2 separate regions of the Homo sapiens genome follow, and region 1 is linked to region 2. A link is an interaction called in ENCODE POLR2A ChIA-PET data of the cell type or tissue named here. Cell type or tissue: OCI-LY7. All regions are shown on one strand. Links, peaks and the distances in the headings refer to the core of each region. The heading gives the core; the rest is flanking DNA. Region 1 has its middle 99 kb from the start of TMEM130. Region 2 has its middle 40 kb from the start of BAIAP2L1.

What was found. Peaks named below come from ENCODE experiments on the same cell type or tissue, not always from the same donor. Only the 100,000 strongest peaks of a DNase experiment are listed, where the experiment ranks them.
Region 1: POLR2A ChIA-PET joins it to region 2 with 11 read pairs; 3 of 35 experiments call an interaction of 5 or more read pairs at or near these places.

Annotation. Positions count from the first base shown.
Region 1 is chr7:98,766,629-98,775,586 of GRCh38, reverse strand. No RefSeq gene overlaps it. Among named protein-coding and RNA genes, the nearest start is that of TMEM130, 99 kb to the left of the region's middle. In OCI-LY7, for the core only: no CTCF peak of the experiment used is centred there; a DNase peak (open chromatin) is centred at 3,896.
Region 2 is chr7:98,436,539-98,445,496 of GRCh38, reverse strand. No RefSeq gene overlaps it. Among named protein-coding and RNA genes, the nearest start is that of BAIAP2L1, 40 kb to the right of the region's middle. In OCI-LY7, for the core only: no CTCF peak of the experiment used is centred there; no DNase peak of the experiment used is centred there.

The DNA.
Region 1 (8,958 bases), core at 1,300-6,299, 330 kb before region 2:
GCTGGTCTCAAATTTCTGGCCTCAAGCAGTTCTCCTGCCTCAACCTCCTACAGGGCTGGGATTACAGGCGTGAGCCACCATGCCTGACCCGGCATGACTTTCCTTGTCCTCAGGTGTGTCTTCTTGCTGAGAGAGGAGACAGCAAAGTGAGAGATGTTTGTTCTACTGATGCCTTGTGGGCACGGAGGCTGTGGCTTCTTTAAGGCTGAAGAAAAGTTTTGAGACCTGGAAAAAGCAATTATTGGCTGTGAAATGTGGGAAGGAAATTGCATAATCATAATCAATAACAAGTTTAATTAAACATCTACAGAATGTCATGTTATGACTACTAGTCCACGGTGATGTGGTTGGTTATAAATGGTGTTTAATGAGGGACACAGGGTTGCTTAAAGGTGCTGGGGGTGACGTGGAAGAGAACCTGGTATTAGCCTCCTGGGGCTCCTGTATCGAGTTACTGAAGACTGGGTGGGTGAAACAACAGAAGTTTATTCTATCACAGCTCTGGAGACCAGATGTCTGACATCAGGTGTCAGCAGGACATGTGTCCCCCGAGGGGCCTGGGGGAGAATCCTTCCTGCCTCTTCCAGCTTCTAGTGTTGCAGAAAACCCCTGGCATTGCCTGGCTTGTAGCTATGTCACTCTGATCTGTCTCCATCATTACATGGCCCTCCTTCTCTGGGCCTTCTCCTCTTCTATTTTTTATTATTATTATTTTGTCATTTCCTCTTCTATTTATTATTTTTATTATTTCTAGAGATGGGGGTCTTGCTTTCTTGCCCAGGCTGGAGTGCAGTGGTGTGATCATGGCTCACAGCAGCCTTGAACTCCCAGGGTCAAGCCATCCTCCCACCTCAGCCTCCTGAGTAGCTGGGACTATAGGTGCACACCACGACACCTGGCTAATTTTTATTTTTTATTTTTATTTTGGTAGAAATAGGGTCTTGCTATGTGGCCCAGGCTAGTCCCAAACTCCTGGCCTCAAGCCATGCTCCCACCTTGGCTTCCCAAAGGGCTGGGATTACAGGCATGAACCACTGCTCCCAGCTTATCCTAGGTTCTCTTGAAGGTACTAGTAGGGACATGGGCAGCTGTGTACTATTCTAGTGGGAGGTGGTTCTGAAATGACACCTGGCCCTTGTCTAGTAAGAACACTTTAAAATAGCCTGAGGCAAGAATAGCCCCCTACTTCTCCAAGAGTTCATTTGATCCTCTAACCAGTTACCCAAGGCATGAGGGTCCCCGGCAACACCCAGTTTCCTTCCGGTCCTGAACCCTAACACAGCTGAACCCTGCATGAGGGGAGAGGAGGTGCAGTGTGGCAGTATCTGCCACCCCTGCCAACAGGGCGGATCGGGGGCCTGTCCCCAGGTCAGACATTGGGTCTTTGTTCTCCTAATGCCCTGCTAAGAATATGAATTGTGCCACTTTTTTTTTTTTGAGATGGAGTCTCCCTGTGTTGCCCAGGCTGGAGTGCAGTGGCGCGATCTTGGCTCACTGCATCCTCCGCCTCCCTGGTTCAAGCGATTCTCCTGCCTCAGCCTCCTGAGTAGCTGGGATTGTAGGCATGCACCACCACACCTGGCTAATTTTTGTATTTTTAGTATAGACGGGGTTTCACCATGTTAGGGCCAGGCTGGTCTCGAACTCCTGACCTCAAGTGATCCACCCGCCTTGGCCTCCCAAAGTGCTGGGATTACAGGCATGAGCCACTGCACCTTGCCTGTTATGGGTTTTAAAGCACAGAATTCTCCCATCTGCAATAGGATGCTCTAATGATTAATATTGAATGTCAACTTCATTGGATTGAAGGATGCAAAGTACTGATCCTGAGTGTGTCTGTGAGGGTGTGGCCAAAGGAGATTAACATTTGAGTCAGTAGACTGGGAGAGGCAGACCCGCCCTCATTCTGGGTGGGCACTATCAGCTGCCAGTGCCGCTAGAATAAAAGCAGGCGGAGGACTGGGTGCAGTGCTCACGCCTGTAATCCCAGCACTTTGGGTGGCCAAGGCGGGTGGATCATGAGGTCAGAAGATCGAGACCATCCTGGCTAACATGGTGAAACCCCATCTCTACTAAAAATACAAAAAATTAGCTGGGCGTGGTGGCAGGTGCCTATAGTCCCAGCTCTGGAGGCTGAGGCAGGAGAATGGCATGAACCCGGGAGGCAGAGTTTGCAGTGAGCCGAGATAGCGCCACTGCACTGCAGCCTGGGTGACAGAGCGAGACTCTGTCTAAAAAAAAAAAAAAAAAAAAAAAAAAATTGCAGGCAGAGGAACGTGGAAAGACTAGACTGGTTTAGTTTTCTGGCCTCCCTCGTTCTCCTGTGCTGGAGGCTTCCTGCCCTCAAACATCAGACTCTGAGTTCTTTAGCTTTGGGACTCTTGGACCTTTGACCACAGACCGAAGGCTACACCCTTGGCTTCCCTACTTTTAAGGTTTTGGGACTCAGACTAGCTTCTTTGTCCCTCAGCTTGCAGATGGCCTACTGTGGGACCTCACCTTGTGATCGTGTGAGCCAATACTCCTTAATAAACTTCCCTTTGTATATACATCTATCCTGTGAGTTCCATCCCTCTAGAGAACTCTTAATACAGATGCAGATGCAACTGTGAAGCAATCCTCCCATCTCAACCCCCTGAGTAGCTGGGACTACAGGAGGTATTTGACAGAAAAGGAGACTGAGACTTGAAGAAATGAACTTGTTCAAGGTCACATGATTAGTAAGTGGAAGAGTTGGGATTTGAACCCAGAACCCCAGCAGTCTGGCTCCCAAAGCCTGCCAGCATCCTCATGGCCCAACACTGCCTCACCAGGGAGGAAGTGGTGGCAGTGGGTTGGATGGGGCGAGAGAGGATGCCCCATCTCCCAGTGCCTGGGTGGTGGGGTCTCTTGCTGAGATGGAAAATGGTGGAGTGGAGTGGGCTTGGGGTACGGGGAGTTGTTAGGGGGCAGAGAATGAGTCAATTTTGGGCATGTTGAGTAGGAGGGGCCTGTGGGATGGAGCTTGGTCACTTGCGGCACCGCTTTGTAAGTGGCCGGGTCCTTGGGGGATTCAAAGCAGAATTTGCACAGTTTGCTGGGAATTTATAGACAGAGAATCTGAGTAAATCAGAGAAAGAACTCCCCCACCTCCCCCACTGCTCATGCAAGCCCGTACTCTTTCCCTCAACAGCGAGGCCCTCGTTCCTTTTTTTCTGCTTTAATACAACTCCCCTGACAACTCGTTCTTCTCTGCTGGCGTGGACCACAGCAGCAAACGATGACTATTTTAGGACACATTTCACCCTCGTGTTGTTTCTTCTCCCACCGGTTCTATTCGCATCAGTTGTTTGGCACAAGGTTTTGAATTGTTGGTTTTTGCGCTAAATTCATTTCGCAGAAATGTCAAGCATCACCAAGGCCACCGAGAGAGTGGGACACACACGCCGTTCTCTCTCCTTTGTTCCTGGGCTCTTCTTTTCATACGCAAATGCTTTCTTTCATTTGGCAGCTTGCAGAACCCCTGTACCTTGAACTGAGCTGATAGCTGGGGCCTCGCCTGCCAGACAAACAAGGCTGTCTCCCGTTTCACCATCCCTTTGGAAAGAATTGCTGAATATTTGATGCATAGAAAAGGGGGTGGTCGAGGTTCTCAAACCCTCGTTGAATTGTGGAGACACGATACTGGGTCTGCTCAGGCAGACCAAGTCTTCTGCAAAAACAGTCACAGGTCGGTGTGTTGTGGCCTGCGTTCCTCAAACTGGAAGGAATGCAGAGCCCAAAATTGACTCATCCCCTCCTGCTCAGCTGTCCCAGGCAGATCTCAGAGCAATGCACACAGCCCCAGCCTTCTGCTCTGATTCCTTAAGACCCCAGAAGCTGCTGACTCAGCGCACATCTGCTCCTCTGGCGTCCTCTGGAAGTGAAACCCTGCAAACAGTTGTAAACATTACAAGGAGGCTCTGGAGGGTTGAAACTTTTATGATCGCCTCTATAGCAGAGTGTTGAGGCTGCTGGCATTTTAACGGTGAGATCATCTTTGTCTTTGTGGCATTGGTAGTTTTCCTTCATGGCTTCAACCTTTTTCCTAAGTGGTTTGTGCTTCTTCCAAGCTTCTTGGAAGATGCAGTATCAGATCTGTCCCTTGGGGCTGTGGGCCTGGGGAGCTGGGGAACCAGCTGTGATGAAGGGTGGGAGGAAAAATGACTGGTGGGAACCCCTCCACAAGGGATACCCTCAGCTCGGTGGTGAGCCCTGGGGTATTTAAGAGAGTGAAGACCACACCTCAGTATATAATAATAATAAATCACAATAAAAATAACAGCCCAGGAGTTTGAGACCAGCCTGGGCAACATAGTGAGACACCTACTGTACAAAAAATTTAAAAAATGAGCTGGGCATGATGGCACACGCCTGTAGTCCCAGCTACTTGGGAGGCTGAAGTGGGAGGATCACTTGAGCCCAGGAGTTTGAGGCTGCAGTGAGCTATGATTGCACCACAACATTCCAGTCTTAGACACAGAGCAAGACCTCGTCTTAAAAAAAAAAAAATCACCCACATGCTGTGTCCCAGGTCCTGTCATTAATGCTTTATGTGTATTAATAATTAACTGTCACAGTAGTCCTGCTGTTTTCCAGTAATGCTCTTCTCTAAGGCAGGTTGATAGGCAAAGGTTATGAGTTAAATTGGGTCCCCCAAAAGATGTGGAGGTTCTAACCCCCAGTACCTGTAACGAATGACCTTACTTGGAAATAGGGTCTTTGCGGATGATCAAGTAAAATGAGGTCACTAGAATGGATCCTAGTCCAATATGACTGGTGTCCTTATAAAAAAAGGAAAATTTGGACACGGGACACACAGAGGGGAGAGGCTGCAAAGAGACAGAGAGAAGACGGCCATCTGTGAGCCGAGGAGAAAGGCCTGGAACAGATTCTTCCTCACAGACCTGATAAGAAACCAGCCTTGCCAACACCCCCGTTTTTTACTTCTTCTAGAGAGAAGGTCTGTCACCCAGGCTGGGGTGCGGTGGTACGATTGTAGCTCACTGCAGCCTCAAACTCCTGGGCTCAAGTGATCCCCTGCCTCAGCCTCCGGAGTAGCTGGGATTACAGACACGTACCACCATGCCTGGCGAATTTTTGTATGTATGTATGTATGTATGTATGTATGTATGTATGTATGTATATATTTATTTATTTTGAGATGGAGTCTTGCTCTGTTGCCCAGGCATTCAAGCAATTCTTGTGCCTCAGCCTCCCGAGTAGCTGGGATTACAGGCACCCACCACCACGCCTAGCTACTTTTTGTATTTTTAGTAGAGTCAGCATTTCACCATGTTGGCCAGGCTGGTTTTGAACTCCCGACCTCAGGTGATCCAGCTGCCTCAGGTTCCCAAAGTGCTGGGATTACAGATGTGAGCCACCGCACCCAGCCATAATTTTAATATTTTTAGTAGAAACAGTGTCTTGTTATGTTGCCCAGGCTGGTCTCCAACTCCTGGCTTCAAACAGTCCTCTGGCCTCGGCCTCCCAAAGTGCTGAGCTTACAGGCATGAGCCACCACAGCCCCCAACTGCCATCCCCTTGGTTTCAGAACCTCCAGCCTCCAGAATTGTGGGACATTAAATCTTGCTTAAGTCCCAGTGTGTGATGCTTTGTTTTGGCAGCCCTCACAAACAAACAAAGAAAACGGCAAGTGTTTTATTAAGAAAAGGCTCCCATGGGAGATCAGTGAGGATGTGGGGGAAGCAGAAGGGAAGAGGAAGAAAAGAGAGCAAGGTGTGATTTCAGAGTCTTGCTTGGGAAGAGGTGGGTGATGAGGGTATGGGCCCCAGAAACAACCTGTGGCTCATTTTTGTGATATGAAGTTGATCTTAACAGAGCTTACATTGCATAAATTGCGATCAGAGTAGAGACATCTCAGTGGAGGGGAGGACAGATGCTCAGCTTCCTGCCTCTACCCTTATGTCATTCACTCACTCCCTCACTCACTCACTCACTCACTCACTCAAGCATTTATTTATTGAGTGCATATTATGGAATGGGGTTGACAATTAAATAAGCTCGAGGGAATTAAAAAAATTGTATTAACTACTTAAAAAAAAATTCTAGCCCGGTGTGATGGTGTGTGCCTGTAGTCACAGCTGCTCGGAAGGCTGAGGCAGGAGGATTGCTTGAGCCCAGGAGGTTGGGGCTGCAATGAGCTATAGTAGTGCCACTGCATTTCACTCTGGGGGACAGAGCCTGACCCTGTCTCTACAAAAAAAAAAAAAAAAGAAAAAAAAAAGAAAGAAAAGACCAGGTGCAGTGGCTCACACCTGTAATCCCAGCACTTTGGGAGGCTGAGGCAGGCGGATCATGAGGTCAGAGATGGAGACCATCCTGGCTAACACGATGAAACCCCGTCTCTACTAAAAATACAAAAAAATTAGCCGGGCGTGGTGGCAGGCGCCTGTAGTCCCAGCTACTCAGGAGGCTGAGGCAGGAGAATGGCGTGAACTCGGGAGGCAGAGCTTGCAGTGAGCTGAGATCGCGCCACTGCACCCCAGCCTGGGCGACAGAACGAGACTCCGCTTCAAAAAAAAAAAAAAAAAAAAAAAAAATCAAACAATTGGTGGCTTGTGCCTGTGGTCCCAGCTACTTGGGAAGCTGAGGGAGGAAGATGGCTTGAGCTCAGGAGTTCGAGGTTGCAGTGAGCTATGATCATACCACTGCACTCCAACCTGGGCAACAGAGTGAGACCCTATCTCAAAATAATAATAAGTATTCTCTCCTATACGGTTATGGTATCCATTTGATATATAGTTAGCTCCATTTATTTATGTTCTTAATGACTTTTAGGCATTTTCCCTCAACCTTATTAATTTTTGATACAAAAGTGATAACTATATAAAAAAGGTGTAGTCAAATACCCCTTCCCTACCCAGCCCCCACAGGTAACTGATTTCATTAATTTGTGTTTTTTTTTCACTCTTGTTGCCCAGGCTGGAGTGCAATGGCGTGATCTCGGCTCACCACAACTTCTGCCTCCCGGGTTCAAGCGATTCTCCTGCCTCAGCCTCCTGAATAGCTGGGATTACAGGCACGTGGCACCATGCCCAGCTAATTTTTTGTATTTTTAGTAGAGACCATGTTGTCCAGGCTAGTCTCGAACTCCTGACCTCAGGTGATCCACCCGCCTTGGCCTCCCAAAGTGCTGGGATTACAGGCATGAGCCACCATGCCTGGCCATGATTTCATTAATTTTAAAGTTATCCTTCTAGTGTTTCTGTTTACAAAAATCAGCAGATGTACTTTTCTTTTTTCTCATACAAAAAATTGCCCCACAGTAAATACTTTTTTATACCTTTTTTTCACTCAACAATGTATCCTGAAAGTCACTCCATATCAGTTCCTAGAGATCTTCATTTTTTTTTTCTTATTAACTGCACAGTATCTTTTGTGTGGATGCACCACCATTTACTCAACTTCCCTCCTGCCGGCGGTGGGGGGAGTGAATTTATCACAGATAACACTGCGATAGCTTAGCACGTGCGTAAATCTACTCAGTATTGTGGGAAATTTATCTTCAGAGTGGATCCCTGACATGAGATTGCTGGGTTAGGGGTAAATACACATCGTTTTGTTGGCTATAATCAAATTTCCCTGCAGAGGAGGGTTGTGCTATTTTATTCTTCCATCAGCAATGTATGAAAATGCCTGTGATTTTTTGGAGGAGGGGAGGTGGCGAATCTAACCAGCAGATCGGCATAGACCCTCATTCTGTGATGTCCCTCTAGCACAGGGAAGTCCATCGAAGGGCAAAGGGAGGGATGAAAAGCCGGTGGATGGATGTTCACGTCATACCTGCAAGAGGTTTCTCCTTGCGGCCAGTCGCGGTGGCTCACGCCTGTAATCTCAGCACTTTGGGAGGCCGAGGCAGGCAGATCACCTGACCTCAGGAGTTCAAGACCAGCCTGGCCAACATGGTGAAACCACATCTCTACTAAAAATACAAAAACTGGCCGGGCGTGGTGGTGCGCGCTGGTAATCCCAGCTACTCGGGGGTGCTGAGGCAGGAGAATCGCTTGAACCCGGGAGGCGGAGGTTGCAGTGAGCCAAGATTGCACCACTGCACTCCAGCCTGGGCGACAGAGCAAGACTCTGGCTCAAAAAAAAAGAGGTCTCTCCTTGTAATTAGGCAGGGCAGGGGCTCCAGAAAAGGGGGAAGTCAAGCAACTCACTAATCTTCTGCACAAGAGACCGTGTTTCTTAGAGACAGGTACTAGGGTAACATCCTCCATCAGCCCACCCACTGTCTGCTGTCCCCTCCTCAGGGGACATGGCTGGGAGGGAAAGTTCATCCATCTACCCTGGCATCCATCCATCTATCCGCTCATTCGCCATTTCTGGTCTGTACCTGCGAGGCCACTGTGCTGGACCCAGGGACCCCAGTGTGACTCAGACCTGGACCCCACTCTTGGTGAGCTCACAACCTAGAGCACAGCTTCCTACAGGATGGTCCCCATCATCAGTGGATGTTAAGTTCTGCCCAACGAGCTGATCAAAGAGAACAGGGAACGCATGGGAGTGGGTTGAGGTAAGATGGCAGTTGGAGGCCGTGGCGCTGTTGAGTGGGCCTGGGGCGGGGATAACCAGGTGAGTCTTCTCATTCCTGAGAGGCAGCATGACTGAGAGACAGTGTTCTGGAGCTGGAGGACCTGGGTTCAAATTCCCACTTCTCCATGAACTCACGGACAGTATTCCCTTGGACAAAAACATACCATCTCTGTTTCTCACTGTCCTCATCTGCAAAGTGGGGGTTCATTCGTTCATTCAAAATTTCACCCGGGTGTGGTGGCTCATGCCTGTAATCCCAGCAGTTTGGGAGGCCAAGGCGGGTGGATCACTTGAGGTCAGGAGTTTGAGACCAGCTTGGCCAAGATGGAGAAACCCCATCTCTACTAAAAATACAAAAACTAGCTGGGCATGATGGTGTGC
Region 2 (8,958 bases), core at 1,461-6,460:
TAGCTGGGATTACAGGCATGCACCACCACGCCTGGCTAATTTTTGTATTTTTAGTAGAGACGGGGTTTCTCCATGTTGGTCAGGCTGGTCTCTAACTACTGACCTCAGGTGATCCTCCTGCCTTGGCCTCCCAAAGTGCTGGGATTACAGGTGTGAGCCACCATGACCGACCGTTTCTTCACTTTTTAATAATCGCCATTCTGACTGGCGTGAGATGGTATCCACAATTGAGTAACTTGATCTTTTTTTTTTGAGACTGGGTCTTCCTTTGTTGCCCAGTCTGGAATGCAGTGACACAATTATAGCTCACGGCAGGCTCAACCTCCTGGGCTCAAGCGACCCTCCTGCCCCGGCCTCCCAGAGCACTAGGATTATAGTCGTGAGCTACCACACCTGACTATCTTGATTATTCTCATCTAGAAGGTGAGAAGAATGGAGCAAGGCTAGAATTGTGATTTTTTTTTATTTTTTTATTTTTTGAGACAGAGTCTCACTCTGTTGCTCAGACTGGAGTGCAGTGGCAGGATCTCAGCTCACTGCAACCTCCACCTCCTTGGTTCAAGTGATTCTCCCACCTCAGCCTCCCGAGTAGCAGGGATTACAGGTGTGCACCACTATGCCAGGCTAATTTTTGTATTTTTAGTAGAAACAGGGTTTCACCATGTTGGCCAGGCTGGTCTCGAGCTCCTGACCTCAAGTGATCCACCCTACTCGGCCTCCCAAAGTGCTGGGATTACAGGCATGAGCCACTGCACCCGGCTCATTTTTACTTTTTTGAGACAGGGTCTCATTCTGTCACCCAGGATGGAGTGCAGAGGCATGATCACGGCTCACCACAGCCCCTTGACTTCCTGGGCTCAAGCAGTCCTCCCACCTCAGCCTCCCGAGTAGCTGGGACTATAGGCACACGCCGCCATGCCCAGCTAATTTTTTGTATTTTTTGTAGAGATGGGTCTCACCATGTTGCTTAGGCTTGATTGATTTTTTAAAAAAAGAAAAATTCAAAGGCTCAGTCTCTCCTGTCAGCCACGATGGAGCATGTTTGGTTAATACTATGGTTCAGACACTGTCCCCATGTTATCGGTTTTCAGACATGATTTAAGGGGGGCGTCTGACTACTGTTTTGATTTGTCATGGCCACAGAGCGGCCTTTTGCCCGATGTCGATGATCTGCGAAATCATTTACATCTAACAGGAGAATACCCAGGCCCAGCCGTGAAAGTCCACAAGCCTGTGACACTTTTTTCTTTTTTACCATCATCCCTGGCCCAGCTTCCTGCAGTGGCCCCGTACCCCACCTCCCAACTTTGGCCTAATCTCCATAGAGCAGCCAGCGTGATCTGTTCTATCAGCAATGAGATCGTGCAGTCCTCTTCATAAACTACCAGTACCTTCTGTTGCAGATTGAATTGTGCCTCCCAGAAAGATACGGCCAAGTCCTGACCTCTAATATCTGTGAATGCGACATTATTTGGAAATAGGGTCTTTGCAGAGATAATTAAATTAAAGATCATGAGATGATATCATATTGGATTTCAGCCCTACATCCAAGGATCGGTGTTTTTGTTGTTGTTGTTGTTGTTGTTGTTTGGGGGGTTTTTTGGTTTTGTTTTGTTTTTTTGACAGAGTCTTGCTGTGTCACCCTGGCTGAGGAGTGTAGCAGCGTGATCTTGGCTCACTGCAACCTCCGCCTCCTGGGTTCAAGCAATTCTCCTGCCTCAACCTCCCGAGTAGCTGGGATTACAGGCACCTGCCACCACACCCAGATAATTTTTTTTTATTTTTAGTAGAGATGGGGTTTTGCCAAGTTGGCCAGGCTGGTCTCGAACTCCTGGCCTCAGGTGATCCACCCACCTCAGCCTCCCAAAGTGCTGGGATTACAGGCATGAGCCCACCGCGCCTGGCCTAGTGTCTTTTAAGAAGAGAAAATGGTCCGGGCACAGGACCTGCGCTGCCCCTGACACCAGGCACCCACAGGGGCCTTCTGGGGCCAGCCTTGGGCCACAGTCCACCTTCCTGCAGCCACAGACCCTGGGGCTGCTGAGTGCAGGGGACAAGGGATATTTTTCTCTGTTTTCTGGCATCTTTGCTATAACATTAGCATTTCATTGTGTCAGTAAACAATCCCAGGATGCAAAAGTGAAGAGAGTGGATCAAGAAATCCACTTTCTAAGCCAGGTGTTGCGTCTTGCACCTGTGGTCCCAGCTATGCGGGAGGCTGAGGTGGGAGGATCGCTTGAGCCCAGGAGGTTGAGGCTGCAGTGAGCTAGGATCACACCACTGCACTCCAGCCTGAGTGACAGAGTGAGACCCTATTAAAAAAAATTTTTTTTATTTACAAATTACAAAAAGGAGGCTGGGCACAGAGGCTCATGCCTGTAATTCTTGCACTTTGGGAGGCCAAGGCGGGAGGATCTCTTGAGCCCAGGAATTTGAGACCAGCCTGGGCAATATAGCAAGACCCCATCTCTACCCCCCAAAATACAAAAATTAGCCAGGCATGATGGCACACACCTATAGTCCCAGCTACTCAGGAGGCTGAGGTGGGAGGATCACCTGAGCCCAGGAAATCAAGCCTGCGGTGAGCCGTGGTCGTGCGACTACACTCTAGCCTGGTTGACACAGCAAGACCCTGTCGAAAATAAATAAATAAAAATAAAATTTTAAAAGGAAATTAAATTTCTAAAAAGGAAAGGGAGTGATTATAGTGAATTAGAATCAGAAAAGAGGGCAGGGTGCGACAGCTCACAACCCGTAATCTCAGCACTTTGGGAGGCTGAGACAGGAGGATCACTTGAGGCCAGGAGTTCAAGATCAGCCTGGGCAACATTGCAAGACCCTATCTCTACAATTAAAAAAAAATAGGCATGGTGGTGCACACCTGTAGTCCTAGCTACTTGGGAGGCTGAAGTGGGAGGATCATTTGAGCCCAGGAAGTGGAGACTGCAGTGAGCCGTGACCGTGCCACTGGGCGACAGAGCCTCCTGAGTAGCTGTCTCAAAAAAAAAAAAAAAAAGCATCAGGAATGAAAACATGAGCGGCTGAGCATGGTGGCTCATGTCTGTAATCCCAGCACTTTGGGAGGCAGAGGCAGGTGGATCACCTGAGGTCAGGAGTTCGAGACCAGCCTGGCCAACATGGTGAGACCCCATCTCTACTAAAATTACAAAATTAGCTGGGTGTGGTGGCGGACACCTGTAATCCCAGCTACTTGGGAGGCTGAGGCAGAAGAATTGCTTGAACTCGGGAGGCGGAGGTTGCAGTGAGCTGAGATCACGCCACTGCACTCCAGCCTGGGCGACAAGAGTGAAACTCCGTCTCAAAAAAAAGAAAAAAGAGAGAGAGAACATGAGCAACGCCCAGGAAGAAAGAAACTGGAGATGGGCAAGGTTGAAAATGAGTGAGAAAAGGGAAAATAAACTTCTCCACCAAGTGAGCCGGAGCCCGGGCCTGGAAGGGAAACTGCCCATAAGGGCCCCGCGACCTCCAATCCTCCCCTCTCCTCCTCCTGGTGGAAGACAGGACCTTGTGGTCAGTACAGGCTTAGGATTCAGACATCAGCAGTGATTTTCTATTTTCAAGTTCAAAAAAGGAAAAGAAAATAGAATAACTCTGGTTTCTTTGGCAACCCTCTTCTCCTCCATGGTCCTCTCGGCCCCTAGAATGCTGTAAATGGAGTTTAGGGCTGCAACTGGACCTCTCTTTCAAGCCTTAGGAGATTGTGTTTGCGTTTGTTGCTAGGTAGCGCTGAAGGTGAGATTTTGGGTCGAGAGCAGCCTCTGCCCCCAGAGGCATCAGATGCAGCTGGTTCGATGCCAATGGGAGGAACTTTTAGATAAATGATTCCATCTGCCCGGTCCATAGAAACAACGATTTGGGAAAAACATCTACCAGCTTGCTGTAGATGTGAATGAAGTTCTTTCTCAAATCTCACAATTAGGCCAGGCGCGGTGGCTCACGTCTGTAATCCCAGCACTTTGGGAGGCTGAAGCGGGCAAATCAGCTGAGGTCAGGAGTTTAAGACCAGCCTGGCCAACCTGGTGAAACTCCATCTCTACTAAAAATACAAAAATTAGCTGGGTGTGGTGGCAGGTGCCTGTAATCCCAGCTATTCAGGAGGCTGAGACAGGAGAATCACTTGAACCTGGGAGGCGGACATTGCAGTGAGCCAAGATCACACCACTGCACTCCAGCCTGGGTGACAGAGCAAGACTCTCTCTCAAAAAAAAAAAAAAAAAAAACACAAAGAAAAGAAAAGAAAAGATCTCACAATTAGCACCTGCCCTAAGAAGTCAGCATCCAGGAAAGCAAGATATGACTCACGAACCCTTCCTGGGGTTAGAATTGAGGGCCCTCCTCCCACCTCTTTTATTTTTTTTACTTTTATTTTTTAAGTTCAGGGGTACAAGTGCAAGTTTGTTATGTAGGTAAACTTGTGTCATGGGAGTTTGTTGTACAGATTATTTTATCACCCAGGTATTAAGCCTAGTACCCATTAGTTATTTTTCCTGATCCTGTCCCTCCTCCCACCCTCCACCCACCAGTGGACCCCAGTGTGTGTTGTTCTCCACTTTGTGTCCCTGTGTTCTTATCATTTAGCTCCCACTTATAAGTGAGAACATGTGGTATTTGGTTTTCTTTCCCTTAGTTTGCTGAGGATAATGGCCTCCAGCTCCATCCATGTCCCTGCAAAGGACATGATCTCATGATTTTTTATGACTGCATAGTATTCCACGATGTATATATACCACATTTCCTTTATCCAGTCTATCATTGATGGGTGTTTAGGTTGATTCTATCACATAAGAGATGTTTTACTATTTTTTTTTTTCTTTTTGAAACACAATCTCACTCTGTAACCCAGGCTGGAGTGCAGTGGTGCGATCTTGGCTCACTGCAAGCTCCACCTCCTGGGTTCAAGTGATTCTCCCACCTCAGCCTCCCGAGTAGCTCATATTACAGGCGTGCACCACCACGCCCAGCTAATTTTTGTATTTTTAGTAGAGACGGGGTTTCCCCATGTTGGCCAGGCTGGTCTTGAACTCCTGACCTCAGGTAATCTGCCCACCTCAGCCTCCCAAAGTGTTGGGATTACAGGTGTGAGCCACTGCACCCAGGTGGATGTTTTACTATTTATAAAACCGTTTTTGCAAACTTGGCTTTCACTACAGTCTCTAGGGTGAAAACTCACTCATGAATCTCTCTTCACATGACCCCAGCCCTGTGTGTGCAAGGGAAGAGGTTGCTGCATGGAGTTGGTCTGGTTTGGGGCCTGTTTGCTAGTACCTAGGTCCCTGTGCCTCAGAGGGCTCAAGTGTTTTTTGTATGTTCTGCTCTCCTTTGACCTAAGTTTCTACTGTACTTAGGCAGCAAGTTGGGACAATGTAGGGAGAATGGTACACAGGCCACACATGCCATTCCTCCTTGTTGGCCTCTGGGGCCAGCCCCTCCACTCTGGTCTCTTTTCTCTCAAGGGGCAGCCAGGCTGGCAGACCAGGCCATCAGGTCTTAGGCACTGGGTGCCAGTATTGTTCCATCTCGCTCTCTTCCTCTCTGCTTGCATCCTCTGGGGCAGGTTTATTTGAACCATGAGCCTTTTGTCCCCAATCCCTGGACCTGAGGAAGAAGGGGGCTCTGCAGGATCAAGCCTGCATCACAGACTTTCACCACTGGGATCTGGGACTCAAGGCCAGAGACACTTTCTTCCTTAGGGGCTGTATCCGGGAGTGGAGATTCATGAGGCCAGATGAGGGCATTGCTGGATTTCCTAATGTATCAGTCAGGAAAGGTTAGGTTATGCTGCAGTAACAAATAGCCCCAAAAATCTCAGTGGAGGGAAGGAAGTGGGAAAGGAAAGAAGAAGAGGAGAAGAAAGGAAAGAAGGAAGGAAGAAAGGGAGGGAAGGAGGAAGGAGGAGGGAGGAAGGAAAAAAGTAAGGCGGGAAGGAGGGAGGAATAGAAGTAGGAAATAAAGAAAGGAAAGAAAAAATAAAGGAGGAAAGAAAGGAAAGAAAGAAAGAAAGAAAGAAAGAAAGAAAGAAAGAAAGAAAGAAAGAAAGAAAGAAAGAAAGAAGAAAGAAAGAAGAAAGAAAGAAAGAAAAAGAAAGAAAGAAAGAAAAGAGAGAGAAAGAAAGACAGAAGGAGGGAGGGAAGGAAAGGAAGGAAGGGAGGGAGGGAGGGAGGGGAGGAGAGGAGGAAGGAAGGTAGAGGGGAGGAAGAGAGGGAGGAAGGTGGGTTTCTTGCCACCATCATTGTCAACTGCAGATCAGCAGTGGTTTTTCTCCCTGTCCTCCTTATTCTAGGATCAGGACTAAAGGGGCGGCCCCAATCTGGAATGTGATGGTCTCATGGCAGAGGGGAAGGGGTATGGTAGGATGAGAAAATGGCTCGTGAATTTTCTGCTGTAACACAGTGTGGATCACCTCTGCTCCCATCTCACAGCTGAGCCTGACGTCAGTGGGCTGGGAGGTACACCTCTCAGCAACAGGCCTGTAGGGAGGTGACATTGTGACGATCAAACAACCTGAGACATAGGACAAACAGACCTCCATTCTTTCCAGGCACTGAGAGCCTAACACATCCCGGAGACCCAGGAAATCAGGTCACATAGCTGGGCAGTGGTGATGCTGGGAGGGGACACCACCCCGGTGTCCCAGTGTGAGTTCCCCCAACAGCAGAGCCTGTGACAAGGATCGGGTGTGATTAATTCATCTGCAAGGAAAGAGAGTTGTGATAGGCATTCTTTGCATTGCTCTAAAGGAATACCTGAGGCAGGGTCATTAATAAAGAAAAGCAGTTTAATGGGCTTATGATTCTGCAGGCTGTACAGGAAGCATGTCAGGAGTATCTGCTTCTTGGGGGGCCTTGGGAAGCTTCCAATCATGGCAGAAGGCAACAGGGAGCCAGAGGGTTCCATGGCGAGAGTGGGAGCAAGTGAGAGAGAAGGGGAAGGTCCCAGACTTTGGGGTTTTTTTTTTGTTTTTTGTTTTTTTTGAGATGGAGTCTCAAAAAAATGGAGTCAGGAGTTCGAGACTAGCCTGGCCAACATGGTGAAACCCCATCTCTACTAAAAATACAAAAATTAGTCGGCCATGTAGGCAGGCACCTGTAATCCCAGCTACTCAGAAGGCTGAGGCAGGAGAATCGCTTGAACCCAGGAGGGAGAGGTTGCAGTGAGCCGAGATGGCACCATTGCACTCCAGCCTGGGCGACAGAGCGAGACAAAAAAAAGTTAAAAGGGACAGAATTTCTAGAAGGTTCTAGAAGGATCCACCGCCTCCACACCCCCGGTCTTCCTCTTCAGCCACTCAAGGCCGCCTGCCCACCTTCAGCACAAAGCTGCCACTTAACATTCATGTCTGCTCCTTTTTAAGGCCAATTCACATCTTGTCTCACTTAGCAGGCATAATTTCCTTTTTGTGACTAAAAATTCCTCTTTTTTTACGAGATTTTTTTCCTCCTTCCTCTCAGCTTGTCATCAGTATTCTGTAAATAGCCCAAGACAGAAAGCAATTAATTCACCTGCAAGAAACAGGGAATTCCTATTCAGAGATTAGACTTTTGCCCTCTTTTTTAACTAGAAAGTTCTATAGAGAGAACCACCTGGGCTTCATTTGTATAAAAATGACAGTGATTTTCCAAATTTCAGATTCATCCCATGAAAAGGTCTGACATTTGTGCCCTGGCTGTGAAAACGAAAGTTCTCACCTGCAAATGGAAGCCTGTCCTGTTTAAACTACAGTCTAATGAGAATGCCACATCCCAGTGGATTTTTCTACACAAAAAGGAGAGAAAACCTCAACTTTCCTCATGAGAGCCTGAGAATACAGCTTTTTCTCTCTAAGCATTTTCCTCCAGTCTAGCTTTTCTTTTTTTCTTTTAGAGTTGGGTGTCTGGCTATGTTGCTCAGGCTGGTCTTGAACACCTGGCCTCAAGTGACCCTCAAGTCCTGGGATTACAGGCATGAGCCACTGCGACCAGATTTTTTTGTTTGTTTTTGAGACAGGGTCTTCTTCTGTTCACCCCGGTTGGAGTGCAGTGGCGCCATCATAGCTCGCTGCAGCCTCGAACTCCTGGGCTCAAGCAATCCTCCCACCTCAGTCTCCCCAAGTGCTGGGACCACAGGTGTAAGCCACCACGCCCAGCCAGGTGTAGCTTAAATGAGAGTCACTCTGCCAAGAAATGGCCTGGCCAGAGCACTGACTCCTCTGCTTCTGAGGAGGTGCAGCCCACCTCTCCTTTCCCAACCGTCCCATACCCAACCCTCCTGTCACCTTCAGCAGGTCATGGGCGGGGCAGGTAGCCCACCAATACCCCAAAAGCCAACTGCATGCATCTCTTCCCAGATGCCCATTCAGTGACACCATGTGGATGGCTTGGAGCCAGTGCGATGGGAGAATTCACGAGGCAGAGTCAGCGGGCCGGGCGCAGTGGCTCAGGCCTATAATCTCAGCACTTTGGGAGGCCAAGGAGGGCAGATCACTTGAGGTCAGAAGTTCAAGACCAGCCTGGCCAACATGGTGAAACCCTGTCTCTACTAAAAATACAAAACCAGCCGAGGTGGTGGGCGCCTGTATTCCCAGTTACTCAGGAGACTGAGGCAGGAGAATCACTTGAACTTGGGAGGTGGAGGTTGCAGTGAACAGGCCACTGCACTCTAGCCTGGGCGACAGAGGGAGACTATCTCAAAAAAAAAAAAAAAAAAAGTCAGCAGAATGCTACAAGTCGCCATTTTTGGAGTGAGAAGCGGGTACGGGTTTACCAGTAGATCACTCTTCTGGGGAAGCTCTTTGGTGCAGACCACAAAGGACCACCTCTAAGGTTCAAGTGATCCTCCTGCCTCAGCCTCCCAAGTAGCTGGAATTACAGGTGCAAGCCACCGCACCCTGCTAATTTTTGTATTTTTGTAGAGATGGGGTCTCATGGTATTGGCCAGGCTGGTCTTGAACTCCTGACCTCA